Linked DNA regions of Mus musculus: region 2 is linked to region 1. The links are chromatin loops, found by intact Hi-C in ENCODE. Cell type or tissue: gastrocnemius. All regions are shown on one strand.

What was found. Hi-C counts contacts between places; a loop is a spot of excess contacts. Peaks named below come from ENCODE experiments on the same cell type or tissue, not always from the same donor. Only the 100,000 strongest peaks of a DNase experiment are listed, where the experiment ranks them.
Region 2: a loop joins it to region 1, with 2.8 times the contacts of the local background. A loop is called at or near these places in 10 of 42 quality-filtered maps.

The regions. Positions count from the first base shown.
Region 1 is chr4:43,903,037-43,911,036 of GRCm38, reverse strand. It overlaps Reck (reversion-inducing-cysteine-rich protein with kazal motifs), which reads right to left. Exons shown (of 21, transcript NM_016678.2): 7 at 1,424-1,457. Among named protein-coding and RNA genes, the nearest start is that of Reck, 32 kb to the right of the region's middle. In gastrocnemius, a CTCF peak has its summit at 4,373 (motif pointing left); a DNase peak (open chromatin) is centred at 4,392; H3K27ac peaks cover 216 bases.
Region 2 is chr4:44,115,814-44,123,813 of GRCm38, reverse strand. It overlaps the pseudogene LOC115489981 and the pseudogene Ptma-ps2. Among named protein-coding and RNA genes, the nearest start is that of Gne, 47 kb to the right of the region's middle. In gastrocnemius, CTCF peaks have their summits at 3,999 and 4,198 (motif pointing right); no DNase peak of the experiment used is centred here.

The sequences.
Region 1 (8,000 bases):
CCATTTACTGTGGGAGAGGGAGCATAGCTGGAAGCCCGGGTGTGGGAATCATAAAGGAGACGGCCAGGAGACCCAACCAGCATCTAAAGGTGTGTGTGTAGGGGGTGCCAAAGGGGCTAGAGAAGACGGGTGGCAGGAAGAGGTTTATAGAGAGGCAGCTAAGAATTCCTGCGTGGTATTAGAAGTGGCTACGGAGGAGCCAGAAACGGCATCATGAATTCCAAAGAGCAATGAACTTGGAATTCAGGTGACTTCAAGAAATATCGATGAGTCATGTGTAAATTAACCAAGCGAGGGCACACCTCAGTTTCCTGGGCTATACATCATTCCATACCTATTGTACCAGCTTTGACTTACACCTACACCCAAGTTTATGTCTACTACTAAAGAACATATGTTCATTTTGGGGAGCGACCGCTTTCCAGTGCTGCTATGTGTGGTGCTGGAGATGACGAGGACCGTAGATGTCTAAGCACACACTCTGCCTCTGCGCTACATCTCCAGCCACACGGAGAAGTGCTTCTTAGTGTCCACTGCAATGGTGGTGCTCTGGAAGTTCCAGTGCGTGAAGTGAAACAGAATCAAGGACCTGTCTCCTGTCTCCAGTGGCTTAGCTCCCTTGCCAGTGTGGGAGAACCCAAGATTACCTGCCCAAGACCACACAGCACACTCTGAACGAGGCCCCAGTTTGACAGGGTGGAAGTGCAGGACCGTGTGTTCTTCTGCAATACACCACATTGGAAAGCACATCCAACCAGCCGCTTGTCCCTGGGTTTTCTTTTCCCACCTCTAACCACTGCTCTCAACGCTCCCTTCACATGGGATGCTGCTCCTCCAGGCTCCACTGGACACATCTTTGTCTGCTTCTCTCTCATGCCCCGTCCACGAATATCTTATTTACCTTCAAGACCCAGTTAACCTATGGACTCCATGAGGTCTCCTCTAAGCAACCTTGCAGTGAGATCCCTGCTTCCTCGGAATTGCTGCATTTTATCAGTGTGCTGCCTCACATTCTACTCCAGTTCCAAGTTCTTTGTGTTCTGGCCATGTCCCCCACAGAGAAGTGTCTGACCCACACCAGGCAAGTATTCAGTAAGTATCTGTGGATTGGACTGAGAGGCAGCCCTTAGCAAGGACTACATCATGCATGTCTCCTCAGAAATGACCCCATTATTGGTGTTATCTTTCTCTAGTGATCTATCTATAGCACTGGCTTATAAATATGCTTCCAGGACACGGGAATTGCTAGAACACATAAATGATTTGAACAGGCAGTGGCCTTGCAGAATCCTGTGTGCCTGCTTCTTCAGATGGCTTAGCAGGTGTAATGCTAAGGGTATGGGCAATCAGTTCTGACTGTTAAAATGTCTGTAAAATGTCTTGCTCTCTGGACTGCTTGTGCAATCACTGACAATATACTTACTTTCATTTCTGCTAATGCAACTGAAAAGAGCATTCTGTAAATTAAAGAAAAACAAACAAATTAGCAAGCAGAATTTCTAATTTTTTTCCGTTTTAGAATCACATGGAAATCAGGATATCATATTTTTAAATTCTTTTCTAAATCCCAGGGTGCAAACACAAGATGCTTTGAAACAACTTCCTGGTTGAGAGTGAGCATCGCCGTGGTAGGGATCTCTCTGCGCTTAACCTGGCCTGTGAGGATGTAGGATGTGTGAGGCGCATGTATGGAGGGGATGACCATGCTCTGACTTCTATTTGCTCTTGTAGAGTATAAAACATTTTTTAGAAAATAAAATAATAAGAAACACTCGGACTTACATTATTTCCTGTAATCACTGCATTTTAGAGTTGATGTGACCTCAGAAATGACCTCTAATTGTTCTCAAACATGACTGTGCAGTGGAACCTCCCAAACTTCCCAGCCTATTCCACATGACAGAAATCTACATTTTACACACCATTTCAAAGATAACTTTCATTTAGTCTTCTTGTAACCAGAGCTTGGGAAACTCCCTGGCATTTTACAGAGGGAAGCATTCCGTAGGCAGAAGAGGCCTGTACTAGTTCCCAGAAGTTGCTAAAAGCAGAGTCTGAGATCAGAACCAATTTTTCTAGAAGCCATAGATTATTGTTCAGAATGTCATACCCTGTTTAAGTCATTGTCTGAAAAATAAGGGAAAGCAGGAAAGAAAACAAGAAAGGGGCAAGAAACATAAGAAACAAACGAAACAAAATAACAACAAAGCCAAAACCCTTCTTGTCCAAAACCATTAGGCTATCCAGGGCACGTCAGCTATGAGTTAATATCATTCATAACTGGAGGAAAACAGCTCACTGAAGTAAATGTGCAAACAGAGAGCATGGAAGGAAAGCAGATGTACCGTGACTGCCAAGTCCAGCTAAGGGGCTGGGCTTAAAGGACCATCTTTAGTTGGGCATGGTGGCACATGTTTGTAATCTCAGCACTTGGGAGACTGAGGCAGGAGGGTGTTGAGTTTGAAGCTAGCCTGAGCTACACAGTGAGCTTGAGAACTTGACTCAAAAAAATGAAAATCAAACAACAAAAAATACAAGTGAAAAAGACCAGCGTTACCAGCCTTGGAAACCCAGCTTCAGAGGCTTTGCAGCATGGTGGTACCACCTGTGACCCATCACTACAGATGGTCAGGTGGGAGGTTTGTCACTGGTGTGAAGCCAGTCTGAACTACATAGTGCATTTCAGGCCACCCTGGGCTACAGTGGAAGACTGTTCAAACAGCCAAGAGAAAAGTCTGTCTATATTGTTGGTGAAGCTGCATTGCATCGCCTCTCTCTACCTAATGATATTCCATTGTAGGAGTAACCCTCAGTGGAGTTATTCATTCAAACCAAAGTAAGTTAACAAACCAACCAACCAACCCACCCACCCACCCACCCGGGTCTCATGGGGAGGGACAAGGAATCCGTTCAGTGTGCGCTGTTTCTGCAGAGCTGATAGGCCAGTATCAACAGAGGGAATGAAGAGCCTCTCAGTGTTCTGCAACAGTGAACTGTTTTGTATGTCTCCTCACACGTGTTCTTTGCATTACTGCGACATTTCAGTTACCCATCTCAGACAACCCTCCACTGGGGTTCACCAGCCCCAGCAACATTTATAAAATCAAATCAAATCAATATTAAAACTAGTCTGCAGAGGAACAGCCTCCATCAGAGATGACTTGCCGCCTAGGGGACACCTGACACCCACGCTCATTCTCTGCTACTGAAAGTGCGGTGGAGCGAGCACTCATTAGCCTCTGTGAGTAGAGGCCATAAAGGTTGCCGAGTACAGGCAGATGTCCCAGGTCTCTAAGGACCTGGATGGCAACGTCAATCATACCAACTCTCTATAACCCCACCTTAATGCTTATTAATTTGTCCAAGCTAGATTTTTAAAATTTGACCTTATAAGCAAGAGACATATCACTTCTAGTCTAGTCACTTAGCTTAAGAGGAAGGCACTAAAGGAAATAAAGGCTCAGGTGTCAGAGATCCTCCAATTCAATATCCTTATGTGACTGAGGTCACAGGAGGGAGAAACAGTTACAGAAGCCAGTCTTCCCCACAGGGCAAACAATGCAAGGTTTGCAAACTGTTGAAGGAAAAGGAGGACAAGCCCGTCTTCTGTGATGTCACCTGCACAGCATAGACATCCCCCAAGCAACTGTATCATTTCATTAGTGTTCAATGATAGCCCTTTCATACGTAGGTTTTCCTGAATGTGTTGAATGAAAACTTGATTTTTTTTACACAGAAGCACCATTAATTTTAACATATTACTTCTACATCTTTACTCAGTCTATGGTTTAAAAATATGTTTTGTCTGGGGCTGCAGAGATGGCTCAGTGGCTAAGAGCACTGGCTGCTCTTCAGAGGACTAGAATTCAATTCCTAGAACTGGCATGCAGCTCACAGTCGTCCATAACTCTAGGTCCAGGGGCTCTGACACAGTCATACATGCAAGCAAAACACCAATCCATGCAAAATAGTTAAATAAATAAACTATTTAAGATATAAAAATATGTTCTGTCACATTGGCAATGTGATAAAGTCGTTATTCTGCTACACCCATGTTGATTGTTATAGACCTGATCGTATCCAGCTTTGATAAGAGCCCTATGTTTGTTGTAAGTAATCTTCATTCTTTCCGAAGTCAGCTGTTTTCAAACTCGAATTCCTCCTGCCTCAAATTTCCAAGTACAGGGATTACAGGGTGTGTCACCATGCCTGATTATCAGCAACTCTTCTCGATGCTTGAGCTACTGTTGATTATTGATAGGCCACAGGTGTGTGTACGAATTATAGCATTAGTTTGTATTACTTCATGTCTTAAATCACTTCTGCTGGTGTCTTAGCTAGTTTTTTTCAAATGTCTGATCGCCATCTGCTGGCAAGAACAGGAAGTAAGTGTTCACATTCTCTACTTACGAGGCCTTCTTTGACCTGCTTACCATTACCACACCCATGGGACCTCCGCTGAACAGCTCCCCAGCTGTTTTTAACATATAAAAACTACAGTGGTACTGAAGTGAGGGGATACCACACCAGAAACCCAAGAACACACCAGTGTACTGAGGCTGACAGGATCCTAAGATCAACGTGGGCAACAGGGTAATGATTTTAAAAATAAAACCCTACCTAAGAAAGCACTATTACCCCACTCCAGGCCACAGCTTTGACTGATCCTCACTCTCACCTTACTTTCTCCTTAGGCTGGGAAGGGGTTCCCTCCAGGTCCCAGTGTGGATCCTGCAGGCTTCCAGCAGTGTGCTTGCTCACTCTCTCTAAGACTATATGGATTCTTCTTCCCTGGACTAGACTGCAAGCTTTTGGCAGACAGTGGCTCATCCCTGAGAAAGCTGATATACATGCACTGGGGTGTCAGCTCACTGCATCATCAGCTCCATGAATACAAGGCAGATACAAAGACAACTGCAGAGCTCTGCTCCAGGGACTCAGGCCAGTATTAACTAAGATATACTTAGGAGATACACACACTCTCTCTCTCTCACACACACACATACACACACACATACATACATTTTTAATTACCTCCAAAGGGAGGTAATACTTTAAATCTATCTCCCTTCCCTTCCCTTCCCTTCCCTTCCCTTCCCTTCCCTTCCCTTCCCTTCCCTTCCCTTCCCTTCCCTTCCTTTATTGTTTTTTAAGACAGGGTTTCTCTCTACATAGCCCTGGCTGTCTTGGAACTCACTATGTATATCAGGCTAGCCACAAACTCACAGAGACCTCCCTGCCATTGCCTCCTGAGTCCTGGGATTGAGGTATGTACCGCCACACCTGACAGTAGATAACTCTTTAGGGTATAATAGTTAGTGATCCATGGGAGATGATTTGGAAGAGGGGATCTGTTGGATTTTATTTGATTATATCTGGGAAGACTGTACTCAGCAAGAAGTGTAGAAAGATGACGACTGTGTGTTTTGGTGTGTGTGTGTGTTGCATGCCTTTAATGAATCTGTTGTTTAAGGCCAATCTGGTCTACATAGTGAGTTTCAGACCAGCCAGGGCTACATAGTGAAATCTTATCTCAAAAAGAAAGTTGGCAGAGAAGATTCTAGAATTGTCATTAAATAGGAGTAATTAAAGATATGGGGTCTGGGCTAGGGAAGTGGCTTCGTGATAGAGCATGATACCCTGGCCTCTACTCCTGGTACGACAAAAACAAACAACAAAGCATGAGAAAATAAGCCACCCAGAGAAAGGCCATTTAAGACGAGACAAGATCTCGGCTAGTCTGATACGACCAAGACCGTAGGCATACTCTTACACAGCTAAGGTATGGACGAGAAAAGAAAAGAACCAGGAACAAGGACATCAAACAGGAGTTTCTCCTAGGACAATGCTAAACAACAGAGCAGTGCACCCCAGCAAGTCTTACTATGGTAAGCCAGTACTGCAGGACCCAACAGGTTTCGCTCTTTTTGGAGCTCATCAGCTGCAGGTAACGGCCAGATCTGATATATACACCTCTGTGGAGGGTCACCATTCCTTAAGTTTCCCATCACACTCTGCTATTTACTCCAACAACTCTTGGCACTTCCTCAGTGTGAACTGATACATACTTTATATTTAGACTCTTACACTTTGTGTATGTGTAAGAGCAAGTGTGTACCCACTAGGGATCGAGCCAAGGGCTTCTAAGCCACATCTCCAACCTGTGTACTTTTATTAAAATAGCCAAAAGCTGTGTGAGGACAGCACAGCTGTCCAAAGCCTATGCTGTTAGCTGTCCCACCAGAACCACTGCAGCAGACTGACATTACACTACAGCTTAGGGGACCTCCAGCTGCCAGTGACATGGCTGGTTCTGCTTTTTCTGGTCCCTTAGACTGTTCCCCACCTCCCTTCTTTTATGCTTCTAACACAAAGTAACTCTAGAACCACGGTTAATTTGATGCAAACACATCTTTCAGCATACATTTACTGAATACTCGCTGCGGACCTGGCACAACCCCAGCAGGCATAAACAAACACATACTCAACACTGGCGTCCAGGGCAGAGTGAAGTGCACGCTAAAGGTGGTAAGAGTGGGTGAGGACTACATACACATTTCCTTTCTATACAAAAAACATTTCTGGGAACCGCAGGAAATAGATGGCTGTAGAAGATGACATGGGAAAGACTTGATTACATGCTATTCTCAACTGTGAACCACATGAATAATAAAAAAATACAGTTTTACACAAACCTGCACTTGTCACACGTAGCCATGTGCTGGCAGTGGTGCAGACAGCTGTAAGGTGGAACTCGCCTTAGGCTCTGTGGTCTAGGGCCTCTGTGCTGCCTTTATCTTAGCATTCTCACAGACCCAGTGGTCATCAGCAGAACAATCTAGTTATATTAGCATCCATCGCATGCATGCCTCACGACTTAGTGGCAACAGAGGGTGTTGGGTCCTGTAGGGTTAGAGTTACAGATGGTCGTGGGCAGCCATGTGGTGCTAGGAATTGAATCTAGGTCCTTTGTAAAAGCAGCAAGTGGTCTGAACCACCGAGCCTACTCTTCAGCTTCTTAAACCTTAAAAAAAAGGCCAATCTGAGAGATGAGATCTCACCCTGGGTTTTCTTTACTGTTTGTCGCCTTCTTTAAAGAAAACCGTCAAAGAACTACACTGAGGAAAGGAAGTAAGACACAGGAAACGACCGTTCTGTGTGTGGCCTGTCTGGAAAGCCCAGAGCAGCAGTGAGGAGAGGAAGAGGCAGACAGGAGCATGGAGGTCTGCGGGCAGCTGAAGCGCTCACTTCAGTGGCTTGAGCAGCAAATGGGAAGGCCACATTAGGATTTGTAAATTTGTGTGCTACCTTAATGTCCTGAACTAAAATTTAAACTCATAATTTTATCACCATCACCAGGTCTCTGGACATTTTGCTACCTTCACATCCCTCACAGAATTTATCAATGTCTCCTCTGACAGTCAAGGAAAAAATAACAATAATCTGAAATTCTAAAAATTACCAAACTGGTATCCAAAAGAAAAGGTTCACAGATAAGTTGTTGACAAAGATGGTTTGAAAGACCACTATAGGTTATGTCTCATATCTCACAGAAAACAGTTTCTCAGTTTGCTGAGTTTTAATCAGGTTAGTCACAGAGCGGCCTCCCAGTCCCAGCACATTTTTAGTTTACATAAAAGTAATAGGTTTCACCGCGACAGTGTCACACATGCACGTGCACACACACGGATCATTATATTTTGTTCTCACTTGCCCCCTACTCTCTCACTTAATCCCACTCTCCTCTCCAACCATCTTAATGATGCATTATTTCCTGAAATCCTTTTGGATACAAAATTCTAGATTAACAGCTATTTTCTTTAAGAACCATGTAAATAATGTCTTCTGCCTTCTTTTGTTACTTCTGAGAAATCAGCTATTGGTCATTTTTGAAAGAAAGTTTTTTTTAAAATTCTTTTTAATGTAAGTGATGAGGTTGATGACAATGATGCTATAATATGTAGATACAATCTCTTTGGTTGTTTTTTGTTTTGTTTTTT
Region 2 (8,000 bases), 210 kb before region 1:
AAAAATACAAACAAATTTTCCTTTTAAAGTATTTTTAAGAAAAAAAGCAGGGCCTGGGAAGTTCTGGTTCTTTTTTCCTCCCATGTTGCCAATTCATGTTGTAGTTTTGGTGGGGTGGTGGAGAGCACATGTCATATCTGTGGGTGGCATTGCCCGCTGTGGGTGGGCGGGGTCTGCTTCTCTACTCTAAGGTGACCACGTTTAAATTCTGAGACGGGAAGTGGAGGGTGAATAGGTCACGGTGCTTAAGGGTACTTTTCCTTTTGCTGTCTAGTCGTCCTCCTCGGTCTTCTGCTTCTTGGTGTCGACGTCGTCATCCTCATCATCCTCAGCTACCCGCTTGCCCGTAGGAGCCTCAGCTTCCTCATCTTCATCTCCATCCTCTTCCTCACCATCACCTTCTTCCTCTTCTTCATCTACCTCATTGCCAGCCTCCTGCTCCCCATTTTCCTCATTTTGAGCGTTCCCATTGGCAGGTGCATCTCTTCCACTCTCTGCCTCCTCCACAACTTCCTCCTTCTCGTTCAAGTCCTTGGTGGTGATCTCAGAGCTGGTGTCCACTGCCTCGTCTGACATGGTGGGTGGGGCACGACGGTGGTCCGATGCCGCGAGTGAGGGAATTAAAGTCGAGTTCGAGGACTCTGGCCTAGCACAACCGACTCCATGATGGAACTACTATTCGGGCCATAAAACTCAGCACATAGCACCACATGATAAAATGAAAACAAAAATAATTCATTAAAAGTCCAGACTTCTGGGGATGTCTCCAAATGTATCCACCATGCTTTTTGGTTTCTGTAGTTTTGCCTCTGGCTAACTGTTCTTGTTAAATGAAGTATGTCAACCCAGAACATGTTGTTTATGCTTAGAAACTCACCCTGAGAAAGGCTCGGGGTACACTGGGATCCTGACCACCCAGTGTAGTAACCAGGCCACTGATCAAGACTGTCTATTGCTTAAATCCATGTCTGAGCAGTTTTCTCTGGTTGATACCCCACAACACAAACCACCTACTGCAGCCATGCCTCCTCTCCTGCCCCCCCCCCACCCGATCACATAGATCTTCTCTTTCAGCCTTTCTTCTCCCCCATTTATTGCTTTATCCCATTGCAAGCTTTCTCTGGAACCCTCAAGCCAAGCCTGCCAGTGAAGTAGGTCAGTGAAGTGGGTAGGCAAGCTTTAGATCATCACACTTGCTCCTCTTCTACAAATTGACTCCCTGGTCTCATCCCCGATTCTGTAATAGGCTACCTATTGCATCCTCTCCTCGTGCTCTGCCTCCATTCCCAGGGCACTAAGCAGACCCCGGTGAACACCCTGCTTCCCTCCCACCTGTGGACTCCTCACCCTGCCCCAGCCCATCCCCACTCCCAAGTGTCAGCTCCTGATACCCAGAAACACATTTTACCCGGAGCCCCCAGTGCCCACACCCATTGGGACCCCAGAAGAATTTTCTATCAGGCAACACACAGCAACTGCACTCTCCTGAGAGCCAAGGGGATGACAGAAACCAAGGAACAACACATGGACCCAACAAAGACCCGACCAGATACCAGCACCTAAAATTACAACTTTCCCAATCCCAGATGCCTAGATGTCAGTGTAAAAATACAATGATATGTTTACACTAGAGCCCAGCATCCCTGCTATAGTAGGCTCCAAGGAAAACATAGCTAAAACACAGGACAAAACCTTGAAGTAGCCTTTATGAAAATGATGGAGGTCTTCCTTAATGAGGAAACAGAGAAATCCCTTGAAGAATCTGTGACAACACAAACCGTGGAAGTGACTAAAACAGTTTCAGACCTGAAAGTAGAAAAAGAATAAAGAAAACCCAAATGGAGGGAAATCTGCAAGTGAGAAATTTAGGGACTAGAATAGGGATGCCTGTCGAGGAACAGGAAGCATACAGAACACCAACTAGATTAGACCAGAAAAGAAAATCCCCTTGGCACATAATAATCAAAACACTGCATATACAGAAAAGAAAGGGAATGTTCAAGGCTGCAAGGGGAAAAGTCAGGTTTATCATATTAACACCTGACTTCCCAGGAGAGACTAAAAGCCAGAAGAGTCTGAATAGATGCTCTACAGACTATGAGACCACAGATGCCAGCCCAGACTGCTACACCCAACAAAACTTAGAATCACAATAGATGGAGGGGGGAAAAAAGAGACATTCCATGATAAAAACCAAATTTCAGCAGTGTCCATCTACAAATCCAGCCTCACAGAAGGTGCTGGAAGGAAAACTCCAACCTAAAGAGGGTAACCACACCCAAGGAAACACAAGGAATTATCAGAGACCACCAAATCAGGGGTGGGGGACATCACCACAACAAAATAATGGGAATCAACAAATACTGCTCTCTGATGGTTCTCAGCATCAATGGCCTCGACACCCCAATAACAAGACACAGACTAAGAGAATGGGCACAGAAAGACGGTCCGTCCTTCTGCATCCAGGACACACACCTTCACATCAAAGGCAGACAGCACCTCAAAATAAAAGGATAGAAGAGTTATCCCAGACATTTTAATATCTGACAAAATCGACTTTAAGCCAAAGCTAATCAGAAGATATCGGGAAGAACTTATCAAAGCAAAGACTTACCAAGGACATTTCAGTTCTTAATCTCTATGCACCGAATACAAGGTCATCCAAGTTCGTTAAAGAAACATTAGTACAGCTTAAATCACACCTTGACCCTCACACACTGATAGTGGGAGACTTCAGCGCCCCACTCTCACCAATAGACAGGTCATCCAGACAAAAACTGAACAGAGAAATGCTGGAGCTGACAGACATTATAAACCGAATGGACCTACCAGGCTTCTAGAGAACAGTCCACCCAGACACAGAAGAACGCACCTCCTTCTCGGCAGATCATAGAACAACCTTTAAAATTGACCACATATTTGGACACAAAGCAAGTTTCAACAGACACAAGATAATTGAAATACCACCCTCCATCCTATCTGACCACCACACACTAAAGCTGGATCTCACCAACAACAGGAAGCTTGCAAACCCACAGAAATGGAGCAGCTCACTGTTCGGTGGAAAGACGGGTCAAAAGAAAGAAATCAAGGACGTTCTAGAATTAAATTATAATAAAATAAAAAAACCAAACTCATGGGACTCAATGAAGGTGATTCTAAGAGGCAACTAATGTCTACACAGAACAACAAACCCTGGAGATCTTGTTCTAGTAAATTAGCAGCACAGAAAGCTCTAGAACAAAAAGAAGAAATCACAGCCAAAGGAGTAGATGGCAAACAAAAGTCTAAACAGGGCTGGAATCCAGGTGAGTGTTTTATGGGATTCCTGAATGGGGGGCGAGCGTCTCTGCTTCTTGTGCCTTCCCTTGGGCTCTTTTCCTTATTCTCGTTTGTTTGTTTGTTTTGCCAACTTCCGTTGTGTTCGATTTTGTTTTATCTCATTACATTTTGTTTTATTAACTCTTGCATGCCTGTTTTCTAATGAGAGGCAGAAGAGGGGGGTTTATCTGGATGGGAGAGGGGCAGGGGGGAAACTGGGAGGAGTAGAGGGAGCTGTAATAGTGATCGGGATATGTTATGTGAGAAAAAAATCTATTTTCAATAGGAGAAAAATATTACTATTAGCCCCTCACCCTAGTCCAGTTAGTGCTGACTGTGTGTGAACGGATGGGGGCCATCCCCGGGCATGAACAGCTTACCTGTGGCCACATCCACAGGGCATAGTGACCCTCCCTCCCTCAGCAGCCATCAGTTAGCTGTCAGGACCTCCTCAGTCAGAGGCCGGGCCTTGGATGAGTGTTTCTCAACCCATGTTAAATTCTGACTGGCTAGCTCCATGCCATGCAGCCCTGCTGCAGAAGCCAAGGCTCGTAAGCATCTGCTACATCATCGTGGTTGGAAGACAGGACTTGACAGCTCTCATCCCCAGCCTATGGGAGAGCTCAGGGACAACCCATCTGAAGTTGAGCACTAGCGGTCACCTATTGTCACAATGGATTGGTGTGATACACCTGATGTCCTTTAATGTTCACCAATTTAAAATATCTATATTTTATTTTAAAGGGTTTCTTTTAAATTCTATAAATAACAACAAAGATCTGAATAAACTAATGTGAAAATGGAGAAGGAAAAGAAAAGAAAAAAAGAGAACAGATGACCAGGCTAATGAAAAAATACTAATTCATAAATTTTCCACCAGGGGGCGCTATCACACACTTCCAAGTACTGAGAATAAGCTGTTCACAGGTCAGATTGGTGTGATTTTAAAAGTCTAAGTGTCCACACGTTAGTCTTTGTTCTTGAGTTTCATGCGTTTAGCAAATTGTATCTTATATCTTGGGTATCCTAAGTTTCTGGGCTAATATCCACTTATCAGTGAGTACATATTGTGTGAGTTCCTTTGTGATTGGGTTACCTCACTCAGGATGATGCCCTCCAGGTCCATCCATTTGCCTAGGAATTTCATAAATTCATTATTTTTAATAGCTAAGTAGTACTTCATTGTGTAAATGTACCACATTTTCTGTATCCATTCCTCTGTTGAGGGGCATCTGGGTTCTTTCCAGCTTCTGGCTATTATAAATAAAGCTGCTATGAACATAGTGGAGCATGTGTCCTTCTTACCGGTTGGAACATCTTCTGGATATATGCCCAGGAGAGGTATTTCCGGATCCTCCAGTAGTACTATATCCAATTTTCTGAGGAACCGCCAGACTGATTTCCAGAGTGGTTGTACAAGCTTGCAATCCCACCAACAATGGAGGAGTGTTCCTCTTTCTCCACATCCTCGCCAACATCTGCTGTCACCTGAATTTTTGATCTTAGCCATTCTGACTGGTGTGAGGTGGAATCTCAGGGTTGTTTTGATTTGCATTTCCCTGATGATTAAGGATGTTGAACATTTTTTCAGGTGCTTCTCTGCCATTCGGTATTCCTCAGGTGAGAATTCTTTGTTCAGCTCTGAGCCCCATTTTTTTTTAAAGATTTATTTATTTATTTATTTATTATATGTAAGTACACTGTAGCTGTCTTCAGAGGGCATCAGATCTCATTACGGGTGGTTGTGAGCCACCATGTGGTTGCTGGGATTTGAACTTCGGACCTTCGGAAGAGCAGTCGGGTGCTCTTACCCACTGAGCCATCTCACCAGCCCTGAGCCCCATTTTTTAATGGGGTTATTTGATTTTCTGGAGTCCACCTTCTTGAGTTCTTTATATATATTGGATATTAGTCCCCTATCTGATTTAGGATAGGTAAAGATCCTTTCCCAATCTGTTGGTGGTCTTTTTGTCTTATTGACGGTGTCTTTTGCCTTGCAGAAGCTTTGCAACTTTATGAGGTCCCATTTATCGATTCTCGATCTTACAGCACAAGCCATTGCTGTTCTATTCAGGAACATTTCCTCTGTACCCATATCTTCAAGGCTTTTCCCCACTTTCTCCTCTATAAGTTTCAGTGTCTCTGATTTTATGTGGAGTTCCTTAATCCACTTAGATTTGACCTTAGTACAAGGAGACCCCGGAGCTCTTGACTCTAGCTGCATATGTATCAAAAGATGGCCTAGTCGGCCATCACTGGAAAGAAAGGCCCATTGGACTTGCAAACTTTATATGCCCCAGTACAGGGGAATGCCAGGGCCAAAAAGTGGGAGTGGGTAGGTAGGGGAGTCGGGGGGAGGGTATGGGGGACTTTTGGGATAGCATTGGAAATGTAAATGAGGAAAATACCTAATAAAAATATTTTAAAAAGAAATAGTTTGAACTTGAAAAAAAAGAAAATGTAAAAGTGAAAATATTAATTAAAAGTAGAAATGGATTTTAAAAAAAAGTCTAAGTGGAATGGTACGTTGTGGGGTACACCTGTAATACTGACATTTGGGAGGCAGAGGCAGGAAGATCACAGGTTTGAAGCCGGCTTGGGTTACATGGTGTGACCTGATGTTCCCAGAAAAAAAGCCACACCTATGTTAAAGTTGTTGATTGTTGGTTGGTTGCTCTTGGTTGCGGTTTGTTAAGGAGTCATGCGTAAAGAAGAGACAACACGAAGAAATTAGATATCCTGACAGTGAAAATCAAACTCGTCCTGTGGAACTTGATTCCCCTAATCAGCAGAAAGTAGTCTAAGGATAATGTCACCCTCTTTCTGACCCGACTTTATTCAGGAATCTCTTTCCTTTCCCCTCTCTTCTTTTTATCTCCTGTCTCACGCTACGAGGTTGAAAGGGTAGGAAAAGGATTGAAGTAGAAACTCACTCTGTGTGAATATGAATGCTTCCATTGCCAGCCTACCTCACACTCCACTCCCCAGGCAGATGAACATCTTCCTAGGCCTGCTCATTTTTTTTTTTAAACCTTTGTTTACTCTGCATATGTATGTGTGCGCGTGTGTGTGTGTGTGTACTCGCGCACGCGCGCGCGCACTTGAGGTAGGTAAAAGAGGGCACTGACAGGAGCTGGGCCCTAAGGAGCAAACTCAGGCCATCTGTCTGCTGAGCCATCTCACTAGCCTTCCACCTTGTTTGTTTGTGTGTTTGTTTGTTTGTTTGTTTGTTTGTTTTTGAGACAGGGTCTTACCTAGCCCAGGCTAGCCTGGAACTTACTATGTAGCCCAGGTTGGCCTCAATGATCCGGCAAAGTGCTGGGGTTGCAGGCATGTGTCATCACCCCGGGTGATGGGCCTTTGAGTACCCTTCTTCCACAGACTTCCACTGACTTCTAGGCTGTCAAGATTCCACTTCCCTACTTTTCTCTTGAGACAGGGTTCACTGTGTAGCCTGGGCTAGCCTAGAAAACTTCAAGTAGAGCAGGCTGACCTAAAATAAAGATAACTCCTGCTGCCTCCCAAGTGCTTGGATTAAAAATGTGTGCCACCATACCTGAGTGTCTCTGTACTCTCACAGCCAAGCCCTTCACAGCCTCCAAGAGAAGCCGTTCTGACTAGGGTTGCCTTCAACCCAAACACAAGTCCTTACCGTCTCCCTACCTCCTACAGGACAAAGTCCCATCACCTCAGATGACCTCTCCCTGTCCAAGTGTCTAACCTCTATCACTGCCGCAGCTTCAGTTCTGCTGAGCCTCACAGCACCTGTGGCCTGGATGTGACTCAGCAGCCTTGGCCTGCTGGGGGCACTTTATCGATTTCTTCTCAGAACCCAACCTCTCTGGTCACCTCTTCCCAAAAGCCTTTCCTGACCTCTGCCAGTCAGCCACGCCAGCCACGCCAGCCCTTCTGACTGAAAAGCCCTTCCTGATCTCGGCTTCTCTCTGGGAGTCCCCTTGAGCCTGCTCACACCTCTACCTTTAGGGCTTGGCAGTAGGGCCCAACAAGGTGCGACTTGAGTAGATGATTCTTGGATGAAGAGGTGAGGAGTAACCCCTAGGTTGGAGCGGCTAAGCTTGCAGCACCTGAGGAGTGCACATGAGAGGTGGAGCGGGCTTTGACTCACAAGGAAAGGGAAGGGGGCTAAGAATGAATTCTGGCCTGCACTCCGGTATGTGTGGGGCTGCTCCACCTATTGTACAGCCCATCCTTGGCTTGGCCTACAATTGTGATCCTCCTGCCTCAGTCTTCCAAGTGCTGGGATGATAGACACTGCCACGCTCATCTTCTGCAGACAGTTTGAATGACTGGTGAAGCTTGAGAGAGGAATGGGCACTGCGCACCGGGAACAGCCTCACTGTGGCAGCCAGGCCGACACAGAGGGTCTCCTTTATATCCCAGCTCCCCTACTCCTTTCCTGCAGAAAGAAATTCCTTCTGCAAGTTGGAGCCCAGGTCAAGGGTTCTTCAGAGAGGCCCTCGGGGCTGCAGATGCGTTCCTGGGAGAAAGATGGCTGGCTTAAGGCCTGGGGCGGCCATGCTTTCTGTAGGAACTGGAGTGCGCTGTTCTTAATGAGACTTCCTGGCTCTGGATGGGCCTGTGCCTGAGAGAAAGTCAGCAAACACGGCTCAGGTCCATGGGAGAGAGGATGCGGCTACAACAGTGCTCCAGGATCTGTG